Regions from separate parts of the Homo sapiens genome. Here region 2 is linked to region 1. Evidence: chromatin loops called from intact Hi-C (ENCODE). Cell type or tissue: heart left ventricle. All regions are shown on one strand.

What was found. A loop is a pair of places that touch in the nucleus more often than their neighbours do. Peaks named below come from ENCODE experiments on the same cell type or tissue, not always from the same donor. Only the 100,000 strongest peaks of a DNase experiment are listed, where the experiment ranks them.
Region 2: a loop joins it to region 1, with 2.5 times the contacts of the local background. A loop is called at or near these places in 12 of 110 quality-filtered maps.

Annotation. Positions count from the first base shown.
Region 1 is chr11:94,132,128-94,140,127 of GRCh38, reverse strand. All of the region lies in intron 1 of PANX1 (pannexin 1), which reads right to left. Among named protein-coding and RNA genes, the nearest start is that of PANX1, 7.3 kb to the right of the region's middle. RefSeq lists enhancers at 3,551-3,845, 6,396-6,895. In heart left ventricle, no CTCF peak of the experiment used is centred here; DNase peaks (open chromatin) are centred at 4,827 and 6,172; H3K4me3 peaks cover 1,061 bases; H3K27ac peaks cover 3,731 bases.
Region 2 is chr11:94,182,622-94,190,621 of GRCh38, reverse strand. It overlaps the pseudogene ARPC3P3. Among named protein-coding and RNA genes, the nearest start is that of PANX1, 58 kb to the right of the region's middle. In heart left ventricle, a CTCF peak has its summit at 6,668; a DNase peak (open chromatin) is centred at 6,681; H3K4me3 peaks cover 330 bases.

The DNA.
Region 1 (8,000 bases):
ACTGAAATATTCACCACTTTCTGAACCGATCTGGAAGTTGTAATCTTTTTCAAAGCATTTCTACTCTATTTAGCCCATCCATTATTTATTACAGCTTCCCACAATTACAAGAACAGCAGTAATAGAACTTCTGACCAACCAGCTATAAATTGAGGATTCCTACAACCCCTTCCTATGGTTCATTCATTTGCTAGAGTGACTTACAAACTAAGGCAAACCCTTTACTTACTATTGGCAATTTACGAAAAAGGATCTTTTAAAGGATACAAATGAACAGACAGGTAAAGAGATACACAGAGCGAGGTTCAGAAGGGTCCTGAGTGAAGGAGCTTCTGTCCCCATGGAGTTGGGATGCACAACCCTCCCAGCGTGGATGTAACGTGGATGCCCTCGGAACCCTCTCCCTGGGTTTCTATGCAGGCATGGTTGATTAGATCATGAGCCACTAGTGATCAACTCAGGCTTCAGGCCCTCTCCCCTCCCGTGAGGTCAGGGGTTGGGGCTGAGAGTCTCAACCCTCTAATCACATAGTTGGTTCCCTTGGCAACAAGCCTGGCTCACAAGGCTATCCAGGAGACCACTGCCATCAGTGACCTCATCAGCAGAGTGCTGGGAAACCAAAGACCAAATAAATATTTATTATATATCAAAATAGTGTTCCTCATAACTACAATATTTTAAAAGGTCCAATAGTGAGATAGCCTGACAAGTTTCCAGTAAGGATCCTGCTGATAATGATGCTCTTCCTATAATTCAAGAGCCTTTTAAATATCTGATATATTATGAGAAATTAATCTGCTAAGGCGATGTGACAATTGGTGCCAAGCAAGTCACTCACTTAGATTGCTGAGCTTCAGTTTCCCTGTCATGATTCTAATATTTTATAACTTTAATTTACCTAGGTATCTACTCACATCTAAAAACAAGCCAGTATGAAAGCAGTGACAAAATGGATGGTCTGGTATTTTCATGAAAATTAATAGACCAGTGGAACAATATAAACAGCCCAAAAATAGGCTCACTTACTTGAGTTGACTATATGATTGGGAAATCATCAAGGATCAATGAATAACGAACGGGTTCCTCAATAAATGACAATGGGGGGATTATCAGCTAGAGTCTTGACTTATAGCACCAAAAGAACAAAACAGACTGTAGAGGTAAATGTTCAAATAAAATCATTAAAGATCATTTTAAAAAACTGATAGACCTAAGGATGGGCTATGACAGTCTAATCATAATGCAACTGAAGAAATAATTAAAAGATGGGTAGTTTTGATGACTTAAAATAACTTCTGCTTATCAAAACTTATACTGTAAAGGTTACTGAGGGATGGCTGTCAGGGGAAATGGGGATGGTTAATGGGCATAAAAATAGAATGAATAAGATCCAGTATTTGATGGCACAATAGAGTGACTGTAGTCAATAATAATTTAATTTTACATTTTAAGATAACTGAAAGAGTACAACTGGATTGTTTGTAACGAAGGATAAATACTTGAGGAGATGGATACCCAATTTCTCCTGATGTGATTATTACACATTGTATGCCTGTGTCAAAATATCTCACATACCCCATGAATATATACCTTTACATACCAACAAAAATTAAAAATTAAAAAACAAAAATGCTTAACATAAACAGAATTCAAAGGAAACGGACAACCGGAAAAGAAAATACAATAAAGGCTAGCTAGAAAATATTTGAAACATAGAAATAGTTAATAAAACCCATTGAGAAACCAACATCCCCTTGGAAAAATAAGCAAAAGATAAGAACAGACAATTCACAGAATTATATAAATGGAAAAAATACATACGAAAAAACATTCAATGCCGTAACTGAATAAATGCGACTTAAAACAATGGCACACCTTTGTTCACCTATTAAGCTGTGGACGATAATCCACTAACTTTTGCCAGCTGTGGGGAAAGCCACTCCTTCAGCTGCGGGGAGAAGTATCCATTGGGGGTCTATCCAGAGGGCAACCCAACCACACCAGTCAAATCTTAAAAATGTCTATGTATACTTTGACCTTGTAATTAGAATTATACAATCACTTGAAATACTGAGATCTTTAGAGAGGTGGTTTATTATGTACAGGAGTGTTCTTCACAATGCTATTTATATTACAAAACTTGTGAAACAGTTAAATTTTGACACGTGCACAACATTCCATGTCACTGCCAACAAAAAAAATCATGTACAACAATTTAGGAACATGGTAACATGGCCTTGACTTAGTGTTTGGTTTTTCAAGAATAGTAGTTATCCCTGGTAGTATTATAGATGTACTGCTATTTTCTCTTCTGTATTTTCCATATTTTCTACAGTAAGTTTTATCTTTATAATGATATAATATACATATATAAATATTTATATTTTAAAAAGGAGTGTGAGCTTTATAGAGAATTTATTAAAAAACAACAGCGTCCCCTCCCCACCACCCCTTTCACCCCCCACAGAACTAGGTGTGCCTGGTACCAAGCAGATGGTAGATTCTCTTTAGGCCCCCTTCTCCCCAAGTAACTAATGTCTCCCTGCTGCCCCCAGAAACCCCACAGCATGCAGCGGGGCCTGCCTCGCCCAGAGTTCCTAGCTTAGCCAGGGCAAATGCCCCCAAATTGCCTCCCTTTCTCCACTTTGGACCAAGCTCTCGCTGCCTCAGTTAGGGGTTTGACAAGGAAGCAATCCAAGAAAGCAACCAGCTGCAGAAAAAAGGTGTTTGCATGGTTTTTTAAAGGGATGTTGCTAATCCAAACCTAGAGTCCATGAAGGTCCTAAGGCCTATTTTCAGGTTTTATCTATCTGTCTATATATTTTGAGAAGGAGTCTCGCTCTGTCGCCAGGCTGGAGTACAGTGGCATGATCTCAGCTCACTGCAACCTCTGCCTCCCGCGTTCAAGCGATTCTCCTGTCTCAGCCTCCCAAGTAGCTGGGACTACAGGCATGCGCCACCACACCCAGCTAATTTTTGTATTTTAAGTAGAGACGGAGTTTCATCACGTTGGCCAGGATGGTCTCGATCTCTTGACCTCATGATCCGCTCGCCTTGGCCTCCCAAAGTGCTGGGATTACAGGTGTGAGCCACTAGAAATGTGTAGCACCTCCCCCCATTCTCTCTTGCTCCTGCTCCTGCCATATAAGACGTGCCTGCTCCCTGTTTGCCTTCCGCCATGACTGTGTTTCCCGAGGCCTCCCCAGAAGCCAAGCAGAAGCCACTAGGTTTCCTGTACAGCCCACAAAACCATGAGCCACATAAACTTTTCTTTAAAAATAACCCAGTCTCTGGTATTTCTTCATAGCAATGTGAGAGCTGCCTAATACTTCTATGTATCAAGTTTTTTTCTTTTTTTTTGAGACGGAGTCTCGCTCTGTCGCCCAGGCTGGAGTGCAGTGGCGCGATCTCGGCTCACTGCAAGCTCCGCCTCCCGGGTTCACGCCATTCTCCTGCCTCAGCCTCCTGAGTAGCTGGGACTACAGGCGCCCGCCACCACACCTGGCTAATTTTTTGTATTTTTAGTAGAGACAGGGTTTCACCGTGGTCTCGATCTCCTGACCTCGTGATCCGCCCACGTCGGCCTCCCAAAGTGCTGGGATTACAAGCATGAGTCACCGCGCCCGGCCGATATGTATCAAGTTTTAAGGACACATGGTCCCTGCCCTAAATGAACTTACAGTATTCAACAGATAAGTATGCAAGTAATTACCTAACTTCAAGTTATGGTAAATGTTAGGAAGGAAACTTACAGTGTTAGGAGAACATGTATCATGAAGTTCTACTTAAAGTTGCAATTCTACCCCCTGAAGGAGGCCCTTTCTTTCTTAAAACCAAGAGCACATCAAAATGCTTCTTCCAAACTTCTAATGCAGTCACATTTTGAGGGAGTCAGAGCTGGATAGTGTACAGGGCAGTGGTTTTTTTTTTTCTTCCACTTATTTCAAATAGGAACGCAGGAATGCAAAACTATTCGGAAAATGATGTCATCCTTCTGGAAACTGATACTGCTGCGACTAGTCTCCTTTCCTTTTAATGCTGGGAGGAGAGAAATATTTACGAAGATTTTCATGCAAACAAGCTTTATGTGTGAGTAGAAATTTTGAAAGAAAGTAAATGTCCATCATTAGGGGACTGCTTAGATGAATTGTAAGTATATTCTAAGCTATGGAATACTGTTCTATTATAAAACAGTGAGGTGACACCTATGTACTGGCACGGAAAGCTCTCCAAACATACTAAGTGAGAAAAAGCAAGCCACTATGGTATGACTCGATTTGTTTTAAAAAATAAAATAAGGTGTACACGTTATGCTAATGCAGACAAAGTACAGCAATAAGGCTGCACAAAGTGTCCACCTACCTTCAGCACATAGTGAAAGAGATTTATGAATCCTTTACCATGATGATGTATTTAGCTACTACTTGTACAAGAAAAATATTAACAAAGTAAAACATGTATCCAACAGTAGACTCTCTGGACAGCATGCATCCTTCTGGAGGGGTTAGGAGTCTCTCTTGGCTCTTTGGTTTAGTGTGAGTTGAAGATGTTCTATTATAGGACCTATGCCATGAGACCCTAAATATTGGCCCACTCTGATAGACAACCCTGAAAAGAATCGATCTGCTTTGCCAGCTGGTACATGCTAAAAAGCAGCCTGAAGATATTCCCAAAGACAGGTCTAAATTCAGCCACAACAGAGCAGATAACTTAAGCCACCCAGCCGCTGACTCAGTTGCAGGAAATGAAAGGGGAACTCCAAGCAAACTATATTGGAAGCAGCTGCAGTTATATCTATCCTTTGACTCACTGGGGCTGGCCCAATGCCTGCCCTGTAATGATAGCAAAAGAGCAGTGCTAACTCAGAAAGACTAAGTCCTTCTCTACCCAGAACGGTGGCTGCCCACTAAGAGGTCAGTGGGTGAGGGAGGCAGGGTCCCCGGCTGACCAGACACCCTTTCCCTAGTAGACTACTGGCTGCCCCAGCTCCCCACCTGGTCCAGCCAGCCAGAAACATCCTGGCAGGAGACACGGGCTCTCCTTCCCAGGGGATATGTGCCACATGAGGCACCAGGGAATCAAAGCAGCCCCTGACGCCTCAGGCCTTGTACAGCCCTAAGCGCAGGGCACAGGAGGCCCTGTCAAAAGACCCCTTAAACATGAATCCCATTCAGAGTCTGGTCTGTTGATAGTTTTGTCTTCAACCAGGCTGCTGTAAGAAAATCCCACAGACTGGGTGGCTTAAACAACAGTTATTTTCTCACAGCCTGGGAAGTTCAAGATCAAGGTACCAGCAGATTCGGTGTCTGGTGAGAGCTCTTTTCCTAGTTTGCAGATGGCCCCCTTCTCCCAGCGTGCTCACACACCTTTCCTTGTGGCCGCACTTGTGGAGAGAGGAAGAGGGAAGAAGAGAGGAAGGGGGGTAGTGGGAGAGAGAGGGAAAGAGGGAGAGAAGGAGGAAGAGGGAGGGGGGAGAGGAAGAGGGAGGGGGGAGAGAAAGAGGGATTTCTTCTTTTTCTAAGGGCATCCCATCATGAAGGTCCCACTCTCATAATCTCATCCAAACCTAATTACCTCCCAAAGGGATCTCCAATTAGCATCACATTGGGGATCAGGACTTCGACATATGAATTTTGCGGTTGGGAGACACAAACATTCAGTCCATAACTGCAGCACACTAAGGGAATTCATAACTTTAGAGAAATACTTCTAGAATTTCAGAGCTTGAAGGTCACGTCATGCAATCATGCTTATATTCTACACAAAGCTGTCGCCCAGCCATTTCCTAAACCTCTCCCCCCATCAATGAAATGTGCAGCACTTCTAGAGGCATCTGAGAGTAGATGTGTTAGAAATGAAGGGCCTCAAGGCACTGTCTCCCAGCAGCTTGCACAAGGTGACACCCATAGGGTACCCAAGCCACACAGATCACACTCATCCTTCTTCCACAGTACACCATTCTGCACTCTGAACACAGATTCTTCCTCATCACAAAAATAACATAAAAAAGAATCTGAGGCACACGCAATATAACCTGAGCTTATAAATCAAGTGGGACAACTTACCTATCATGACGATGTGCATCCTTTACTGCTATCATCAGAGGCAGGTGTCTGGGAGGTGGCCAGGACAGGCCTGACCCAGGACAGCACTTGTATCATTAAATGGCACTCAGAGGGCGCACTTCCAAGCAACTGGGACCCTTATCCAGAACACTCCGTCCATTCCCTCAGCACAGCCACTCTGGGAGAGTTCCCTAGTGTGCTCTGGCACTTCCTTCACTAAATTCCTATGGAGCACTTGTTGAGGGCAAGACATGGTAGAAGACAAGAGGAAGGAAAAATGAGGGCTGGTGAAACCACTGATTCTCCCTTCTCTGGCTCCCACCACACAGCCTTTCTAGCCCAAACTCACAATTAAACTGTCTTTTGCTGTGTGTCACTTATTTTCCCCCTACCCAGCTGAATCTCAGAGGAGGCACACCTGCAGTATTTTAGAAAGGCTGACTAGAAGTATCAGGCCTAACCAGACAGGTGCACATTTTAGTTCTTACATTCAATCCTTAGTATCTCACTGTCCAAAAGCCTTCAAAATGCTCCCAGGCACAACTCAGAAGAGTCTCCTTGCCACTCCCTCAGGAGGGTTTCTGCTTGTAATTCTCACTATCACAGGGCACATCTGGACCAATGAGTGGCTGCCGCAAAGACTACCAAAGTTGCCTCCACCTTGACCATGGCACCAGCCTTGCCATGCCCCTCCAGACCACATCACTTCTGCAGTGACCCTCAACCTGTGATTGTGGGCAGCCAGACCAAGATCTGGTGAATGAGCAAGGCAGAGTCCCTTCTGCTCTCTGTCCCCAACACAGTCCCCACCAGCCCAGGTAGCCCCACACCAGTGCCTACCATGCAGGACCTGCGTGAACTGCTGTGGGAGGGAAGGGGCCAGAACCTCTGAGGAGTGGACGCTTCACCTGCAGCCACCATGCTGGCACCCAGCAGGGCTTGATAAAGATCAGCCTGCTGCTATGCCCATGGGTCTCTGTGGCCCAGGCAGGCTCAGTCCCTCTTTTCTGAGAGGAGCCCAGTGGGCTGAACTACTAAGAGAAAAGGCCAAAGACCAAACGGAAGCCTTTAATATGAAGCCAAGTATTTTATCATATGAGGACATTCCCTCTCTCTAACCTACAACACTCCCACCCCCACAGAGAACCTGCTCTTAAATCTAAAGCACAATCCATGCACATTTCTTGATTTAATAGATTTTCTTTAAAGTAAAAAATCATTTATTTAAAGGAAAAATCGCCACAAAGTTTCAACTTGAACCCTATTTTATCAAACAACAGTTGACAGAAAATTTAATTTTTGGAAAGTAACTGGAAAATATAATTTATTTTACGCTTGAGGGGATTTTATATCAAAAGAGATGAATTCTTATATATACTAGTTTATCATACAGGTGGAAAAAGGAAAAACATGTAATTACAGCTGATTTTCTCGTTTCTAATTTTATACACACACACACCACCCCCCCAACACAAACAGGAAAACAATGGGATTTGCTATGCCTTCTTTCATGTGGAGCCCCTGGACCCTTACTTTGGCTCCCACCTCTCCATGTGACGGTGCCACTAAAGCTCCAGCAGCCACATGTTGTCTCACACGTCTCAGCTTCAGCCAACACTGCTCCACACACTTGGAATCCTGCCTCAGGGGCCAACTCTGCCCTGAAACTCTCACTGTTCATGAGTCAGAAGAAACCCCTCCTTCTGCCTTTCCACAGCATCAGGCTTTAGTACACACTTCTGACACTGCCCAGGTTCCATGAATCCTGCATTAGGAGGGTTATGCGTTCAACTTCTCTACTAGACCGTGCTTCCAGAGGAAAGATTCTTATGTCCTACGTGTGTCTGACACCCCATTGCCAAGGTACAGCATCATGCACATAACAATCAATTAGCAAGGTCTGATGATGCCAAAAGCTATCACCTTTAATTCACA
Region 2 (8,000 bases), 50 kb before region 1:
ACCATCAGAGTGAACAGGCAACCTACAGAATGGGAGAAAATTTTTGCAATCTACCCATCTGACAAAGGGCTACTATCCAGAATCTACAAAGAACTCAAACAAATTTACAAGAAAAAGAAACCCCATCAAAAAGTGGGTGAAGGATATGAACAGAAACTTCTCAAAAGAAGACATTTATGCAGCCAACAGACACGTGAAAAAATGCTCATCATCACTGGCCATCAGAGAAATGCAAATCAAAACCACAGTGAGATACCATCTCACACCAGTTAGAATGGCGATCATTACAAAGTCAGGAAACAACAGGTGCGGGAGAGGATGTGGAGAAATAGGAACAGTTTTACACTGTTGGTGGGACTGTAAACTAGTTCAACCACTGTGGAGACAATGTGGCGATTCCTCAAGGATCTAGAACTAGAAATACCATTTGACCCAGCCATCCCATTACTGGGTATATACCCAAAGGATTATAAATCATGCTGCTACAAAGACACATGAACACGTATGTTTACTGTGGCACTATTCACAACAGCAAAGACTTGGAACCAACCCAAATGTCCAACAATGATAGACTGGATTAAGAAAATGTGGCACATATACACCATGGAATACTATGCAGCCATAAAAAAGGATGAGTTCATGTCCTTTGTAGGGACATGGATGAAGCTGGAAACCATCATTCTCAGCAAACTATTGCAAGGACAAAAAACCAAACACTGCATGTTCTCACTCATAGGTGGGAATTGAACAATGAGAACACCTGGACACAGGAAGGGGAACATCACACACCAGGGCATGTTGTGGGGTGGGGGTAGGCGGGAGGGATAGCATTAGGAAATATATCTGATGTAAATGACGAGTTGATGGGTGCAGCACACCAACATGGCACATGTATACATATGTAACAAACCTGCACGTTGTGCACGTGTACCCTAGAACTTAAAGTATAATAAAAGAAACTCAATATTTTTATATTGATTACACGTTGAAGTCTTTTGGATATATTAGGTTAAAATAACCATTAATTTCACTCATTTATGTGGCTATTAGAAAATTTAAAATTACTTACATACGTCTCTCATATTCAACTGGACAGAGTGTCTAGACCACCCTTTTTTTATTATTATTTTTATTTTTTTGAGACGGAGTCTTGCTCTGTCTCCTAGGCTGCAGTGCAGTGGCGTGATCTCTGCTCACTGCAACCTCTGCCTCCTGGGTTCAAGCGATTCTCCTGCCTCAGCCTCCCAAGTAGCTGGGATTACAGGCACGTGACACCAAGCCTGGCTAATTTTTTTTGTATTTTTAGTAGAGACGGGGTTTCACCTTGTTACCCAGGATGGTCTCGATCTCCTAACCTCATGACCCACCTGCCTCAGCCTCCCAAAGTGCTGGGATTACAGGCATGAGCCACTGGGCCCGGCCCCTTATTCTTTTTTTAATGTTTACTCTTTTTTTTTTCTTTCTGCTCTCTTTGCCACAGCCATAGTTTTGGGTAATTTCTTTTAAATGAAGCTTCCCTTATCTCATGGGTTACTTACAAAGATGATAAGGAACTCCAAAGACCTCTGTACTTAACAATGCTTCCGATCCTGCTCCTCTGGGTTGAAACCCGGGCGCCGCCAAGATGCTGGCTTACCACTCTTCTCTCATGGATCCTGACATCAAACTCATCGGAAACAAGGCACTGTTGCCTATCAGAAGTCAATTCAAACGACCTGCCCCCAGAGAGACAAAAGATACAGATATTGTGGATGAAGCATCTATTACTTCAAGGCCAATATCTTCTTCAAAAACTATGAAATTAAGAATGAAGCTGATAGGACCTTGATAATATATAATGATATATATAACTCTCTACATTTCTGAATGTCTGAAGAAACTCCAAAAGTGCAATTCCAAAAGCCAAGGTGAGAAAGAAATGTATACACTGGGAATCACTAATTTTCCCATTCCTGGAAAGCCTGGTTTTCTACTTAACGCAATTTATGCCAAACCTGCAAACAAACAGGAAGATGAAGTGATGAGAGCCTATTTACAACAGCTAAGGCAAGAGACTGGACTGAGACTTTGTGAGAAAGTTTTCGACCCTCAGAATGATAAACCCAGCAAGTGGTGGACTTGCTTTGTGAAGAGACAGTTCATGAATAAGAGTCTTTCAGGACCTGGGCAGTGAAGGGAGCCCGGGCAGCCACCGTCTCCAGAGCCCTGGGCAGCATTTTCCATCAAGATGTACACAATCTTTTGCCTTTATTTCGTAAAGTTTTATACAGAAGAGAGAAGAGCATGTCTTTACTTGAAAAACTCTTGATCAAGAATTTGGGTGGGAGAAAAGAAAGTGGGTTATCAAGGGTAATTTGAAATTTTCTGCAGCATTAAGCTGGCGCTTAATAAGTAATAATAAAGAAATTTCTAACATTCAAAAAAAAACAAGCTTCCTTTGTAACAGTTCTGATATTCAAAATGAACAAATGAGACAAATCTCTTTAGGAGTCTCTACCTATGAAATTACCTTGAGAACATTGCCTTTTACGTTCCTGAATCTTCCATGAAAGCTTGGGTTTTATTATTGGATTCTTTGCTTCCTGAGGTAATGTGAATTTCATTTCTGGGAATTTGGAAGTGATTTTTTGGTAACACTTTAGTTGTTTCCATTTCCTTGTGTCTGAGAAAAGGTACATTGCAATAATGGAACAGGGCTCTTGGGAAGATTTATTTTGACTTTTCCTCATTCATGGGCTTGGTGTGCTTCTCCTTCCCCTGAGGGGTCTCCACAGTCTCTGGTGTACCACAGAGGAGCATTTGGGCCTTTCCTTTCCACTCCTCTTTCAAAGAGGGGAATTCAGAACACTGGCATTATATGAGGGGAGAAGAGGTAGGATCTGATCAGCAAATTGTCTCATGTGCAGTTTAGTTACTGTAATTTGGTTTTATCAAGGGGGACACAGGTCGGTAGCCTCCACCTTGGCTTCTCTCCTTCCTCCTCTGCTCTCAGCACTGGGTGATGGTAGGAGGGGGATGTGGGGTGGGGGAAAACTTCATAAACATCTTCCCTGGGTGGACACAAATTATGAACAGAAAAGCCATCATTATTCTTACCACAATGGCATTAAGTATCTCAGATCAATAGCACACCCAACTGTGGAGTTCAAATAAGCTGGTCAATGTTAGAACTCTTAGAAAAGTGAGGCCACTCAGATGTAAATTAGCATGGGTGCAGAGGGGAGAAACCACCACCATGAGAAGTTTCTTAGAAGTGCTTCAGCAAGCCTTCAGGTTAAGCCCTCAATTACTAAAATAGGAGAAGGAAATACAGGATGAGCTGTACTTGGCCACTTCAAATTGGGCAAAGTAGGAGTCGTCGTGATAGAGATGGATAAGGCCTGGGGGAAGAATTCACTTCTAACCTGATGCTGTCACCCACTCTGGACATGTTCAGAAGGCATTCATGGCGGCAGATGGGGGTCTAAATAATCCCTCAGCACATGGGCATCAGGCTGTGTGCCAGGTGCTGGGAGCACAGGGATGTGGAAGGCACCATCCAGCCTCAAGGGGCCTCCAAGACAGGGGGAGACAGACAAAGCCATCAACGTAGTGCAGAGTGCTAAGCACTGAGGCAAGGAGCAATAGCAAGCACAGAGGGCATCTAAGTCAGGACAAAGGGAGTGGCAGGTCACGAATACTTCCTGCTGGGGAGGCTGGAGGTGACTTCTGAATAGAATGTATGAGGCGGATGAGGACAGACAGCATCCGAGAAAGCAGAGAGGCTTTTAAGAAACAGTGCACGAGGCTGTGTAAGAGATGAGAGGGAGAGTAGTGGCTATGTGATGATCTTCAAGAGGTGGGGCCTTGTATGGTCTAAGAAACAAGGTTGTTCTTTGTCCTGAAAGCCACGAAGAGTCCCAAGGGATTTAAAAGTGCTGATGGTGGAATGGTAGGGAGAGTTTGCATGATCACTGCTGCATTCTAGAAAGTCCACAGACAGAAAATGTGTTAGCTGGGTTAGATACAGTAAGACTATCAGAGGAATTCAGGAGAGACAAGGGCCTGAATGACACCACTGGGAACAGAGGCCGGCCTCAGAAGACTGTTAAGGGGGTAAAGCTACAGGTCTCTGAGACAGACTGGGTAGGATTTAGGTTATCTGTGCTGACAGAGTGTAGTGTAGCCCCATGACTCCCACTTAAGAGTGTGGGCAGGACCTGTGACTTGATTCTAGCCAAGATAATATGGCAAAGGTGGAGGGTTTTAGCAGATGTGATTAAGGTCCCAAATCAGTTGATTCTGAGTTAGGCAAAATGAATTCTGCCAACAACCTGAGGCAGCTTTGAAGCAGCTCTTTCCCCAGTTGACCTTCCAGATGAGAATACAACCTTCCACAACTAGGCTGTAGCACTGTGAATCCCTGAGCACAGGACCTAGCTGAGCTGTGTCCAGATTCCTGACCCAGGAAACTGCAAGATGATATATGTGTATTGCTTTAAGCTGCTAAGTTTGCATTAATTTGTTATGGAGCAATAGAAAACTAATACAACATCCAAGGGTCCTGGGGTTGCCACCCTGGGAATAGCTGGTGAGCAAGATAGTCAAAGCTAGCACTTAGAGAGAATTTACTATATTTGTGATATGCCAGGAATGGCACTAAAATTTCACATGGCTCTGATTACCCACAATAGTAAGCTGTACTAACCATTGTACAAAGGAGTCCTCCTCTTGAGAGAGGTGAGCAGGAGAACCCATGTTTAGTAGCACATGGTTGCTGATCTTTTTTTCCCAAGCCCAGGCAAACAATCCTCAATCAGAAAGCAAGTGATTTGTGCTTTAGAAATTCCAGAATCTGTGGGCCCTTAATCAAGGACTCTCTTTCTTTAGTCACTGCCAGCTGGATTTTAGCAAGCAGCATGAAGCCTATGGAATTTTATGTTTCCAGCAGACAGCAATGAGCCTCAAGACATTTTGGAATGCATCTCCCATTACATCTTCCATGAAATGACTCTCCCTAAAGGGAAGGCAAGAAATATTAAGACATTTTTCATTACTTACTCAGTTTTATTTAGGTGGACACAACAGTGAAGAACTCAAACATGGTTTGACCTTTATCTACAGACACAGCAGCCTGGATTTTCAGCCTTTCATTCCTTTTAAATGAAAGTCAGCAGGCTCAAAATGCAGAGCTTGGCTAAGTCACTTCTGTGGAAATATGAAATATAGTAGTGATAACCACCAAGGGCTTTCAAATTCTTGTGTTCTTCTAAGGATCCTTTCCTAACACCATGATTTGTTCTCATCTTTGTGGAAATGAAACCAAGATGGTCTTAATTTGTAAAGTCCTTTTTCCTCTGTTGGCAGTCTTCTTACAAAGGATGCAGCAAAAAGAACACATTTTTCTTTCAAAGTTTTGAAGAAATATAGTCATTAAAAAGAATTTAAATTATGCCTAAAGCACCACTTTACAGAATACCATTAAATTGTAATTACGTGCTTTTAAAAAGCCAACTTGTTAAAGAGGAGCTGATGGTTTCAGTTTTTGTAGGGAACACTTGTAACACTGCAGAATTCTACAAGGGCTTTCTCCTCTGGTGGGCAGGGAAAAAACCACTCAAGTCATGAGAAACTTTTATAGCTTTCAGGAACTTGAAGAACAACTGCTGATTAAATTTCATGCTTTAGTGACGAAGTATTTTTACAGCTAAAAAAGGAACCCAGAAACATAATACATTTCATTTAAAGCAGGCAGAAAAACCAACCACAAATTAATATCTATTGTATTCCACATGGCACTATATAATCGTTGTCAATCGTTTTAAATGGTTTCACTTTATTTGTGAAAAATAAAGCCAAAATGCCAACAACTTCCAAGAAGGAACCATTTCATCATCTCCATCCCCTCAGATAAAACCTCAATTACTGGTAATTGTACATTTCCATCAATATCCCTTTTAAAGAGGTTTATTCTGAGGAATTACTGAGACCAGGAGCTTTAAAAGCTTCAATTTCCCTAATCACTGAGAGGCAATCTTGAACTTCTATTGAACTTGGAAAGCGGTCAAGACTCACTCCATAATAAGAAGTTAAGGACTGTCACTACTTAAGGTGGAAACCTATTCATTTGCAGAAATAGTCCTCTTTCTACCAAGAGGCTAATGAGCCTCCCCTCCCCTTCCCCTCTCTAAAATAAAATCAGTTTGCCTTCTAAAATCAAATAACAGTTGCCAACAAATTAGGATTTATCCTAAGAGTTTGTCCATTCATTTCAACAAACATTTGAAGAATGCCTCATCTGGGCCAGTCTCTGTTTTAAGCACTTGCGATATAGCAGTGCATAAAAATTCTCACCCTTACAAACCTTTGATTGACCCAGGACTGACAGTAAGCAAAACAAACCAAACACGAGCACATTTTAAAAAGGTGTCTAAAAACCTGCCTGATAGCTGAGCTAATTCTCATAGGCACAAACTGCCCTGACCTGAGCTCACTCTTGGACAAGCAGTTCCCACAAATGAAACTAAACATGCAAACCAGACCCACTGTACAGGTGGAAGTTTCCAGCTTTCTCACAGTACAAGTTTAAGGTAGGACGCAGCATTTTATAGTGTTACGTCCTTCCTCCCCACATTCCTGTGAGGCGGAACAAGAACAATTACTTGACCCTGGAGGAAGACGACGCCTTGTGGTCAGGGAGAGAACAGCAGTTCATGCTGGCTGCCTCGTCTTTCCAGGCCTGCTGCTGCCCAGGCTTCTACTGACCTTGTTAGGTCTGATTCTAGAAAATGAAGGCAGGTACTCAAAAGGTACAGTTCACCCAGAAGAATGTAAATGTGACTGAGCTAAGCAAACGTACAGCTGAGTCTTAGTGTTGGGGGAAGTAGCTTTCATGAAGGCAAAGGGAGCCCCATTCTCGGCCGTATGGCTTGCTCTTCAGCCGTTGGAGTGCAGCTTTTTCAGAGGCGTGGACTAAAATGACCTCCTAAGGTGCACTGAAAATGTTGGCTGTAGATCTGAGGAGAGGGTCCATAGCTATAAAAATATTTGCAAGGGGATTGTAACCCCTCGAAGTTTAAGAACCTCTATGTTGGAAGTCTCTGCCTATCCCTTTGTAAAAGTGAAGATGTGTTGGAACGCTGCTTTCACAGTACTCTATGTCCCTCCCAGTTGCAACAATGTTGTTTCCAGCCTGGTTCAGCAGCTTGCTGGTGGTTTACTAGGCAGACATGAGCCAGAAACAAAATCAGCAACCCTGGAGTGGTCATTTAGGATCAGTTTTGTCTCCTTTTACAAAGCAATGAGTGCTTTATAAAAGCATTTCTCCTCAGGAAACTGGCTCCTCAAAAGTCGTTCTCCAAGCCAGCAGCTCACAGTAGATGGATGAGTTTACCTGTCCTAATAATACTTTTTATTATAATACTTTTATTACTGATACTTTATTATAATACTTTTATTACTGATACTGATACCTAGTAATACTTTTATTAGATGAAATGTATCCCCAGGCCTCCACATCAGCCTTCTGGGGCCCTGACAGTTGTTTACCAGTAGCTCCACAACCTCCACAGGCTTGTTCTCTCATCCCTGTGAGGGAAGGTTCAAAAGGCAACTGGATTCCTTACTATTCAAAATCACTGTGACTATTTCACACAAACTTCAACCTAGAGGATTTGCAGCTAAAGAACCTTAAGGTGGTCATCTGCCTCTGGGAAAAATGATTACTATATTCTCAAAACCAGCAGTTACAGGAACTATAGGAGAGAAAACAAAAACAATGTGCCCTCTCCCAAGAACACAGAGCATTTGCTAGGAGTTTTCTGGCATAGCCTTTACTGTGGCTACGCTTTCTCCTCTTAGGCACCAGCCCATGTTTCTGCTGCCTTTTACTGGACTCTGAAGTCCTCAAGGATGGGACCTGCCTATGCATATCTGCACATCCAACTTGGTACTGGTGCCTGGGACATCACAGACCCTACTGGAGTTCAGAGAGTGGGAATGGCTTGGAGACTTCCTGGTGT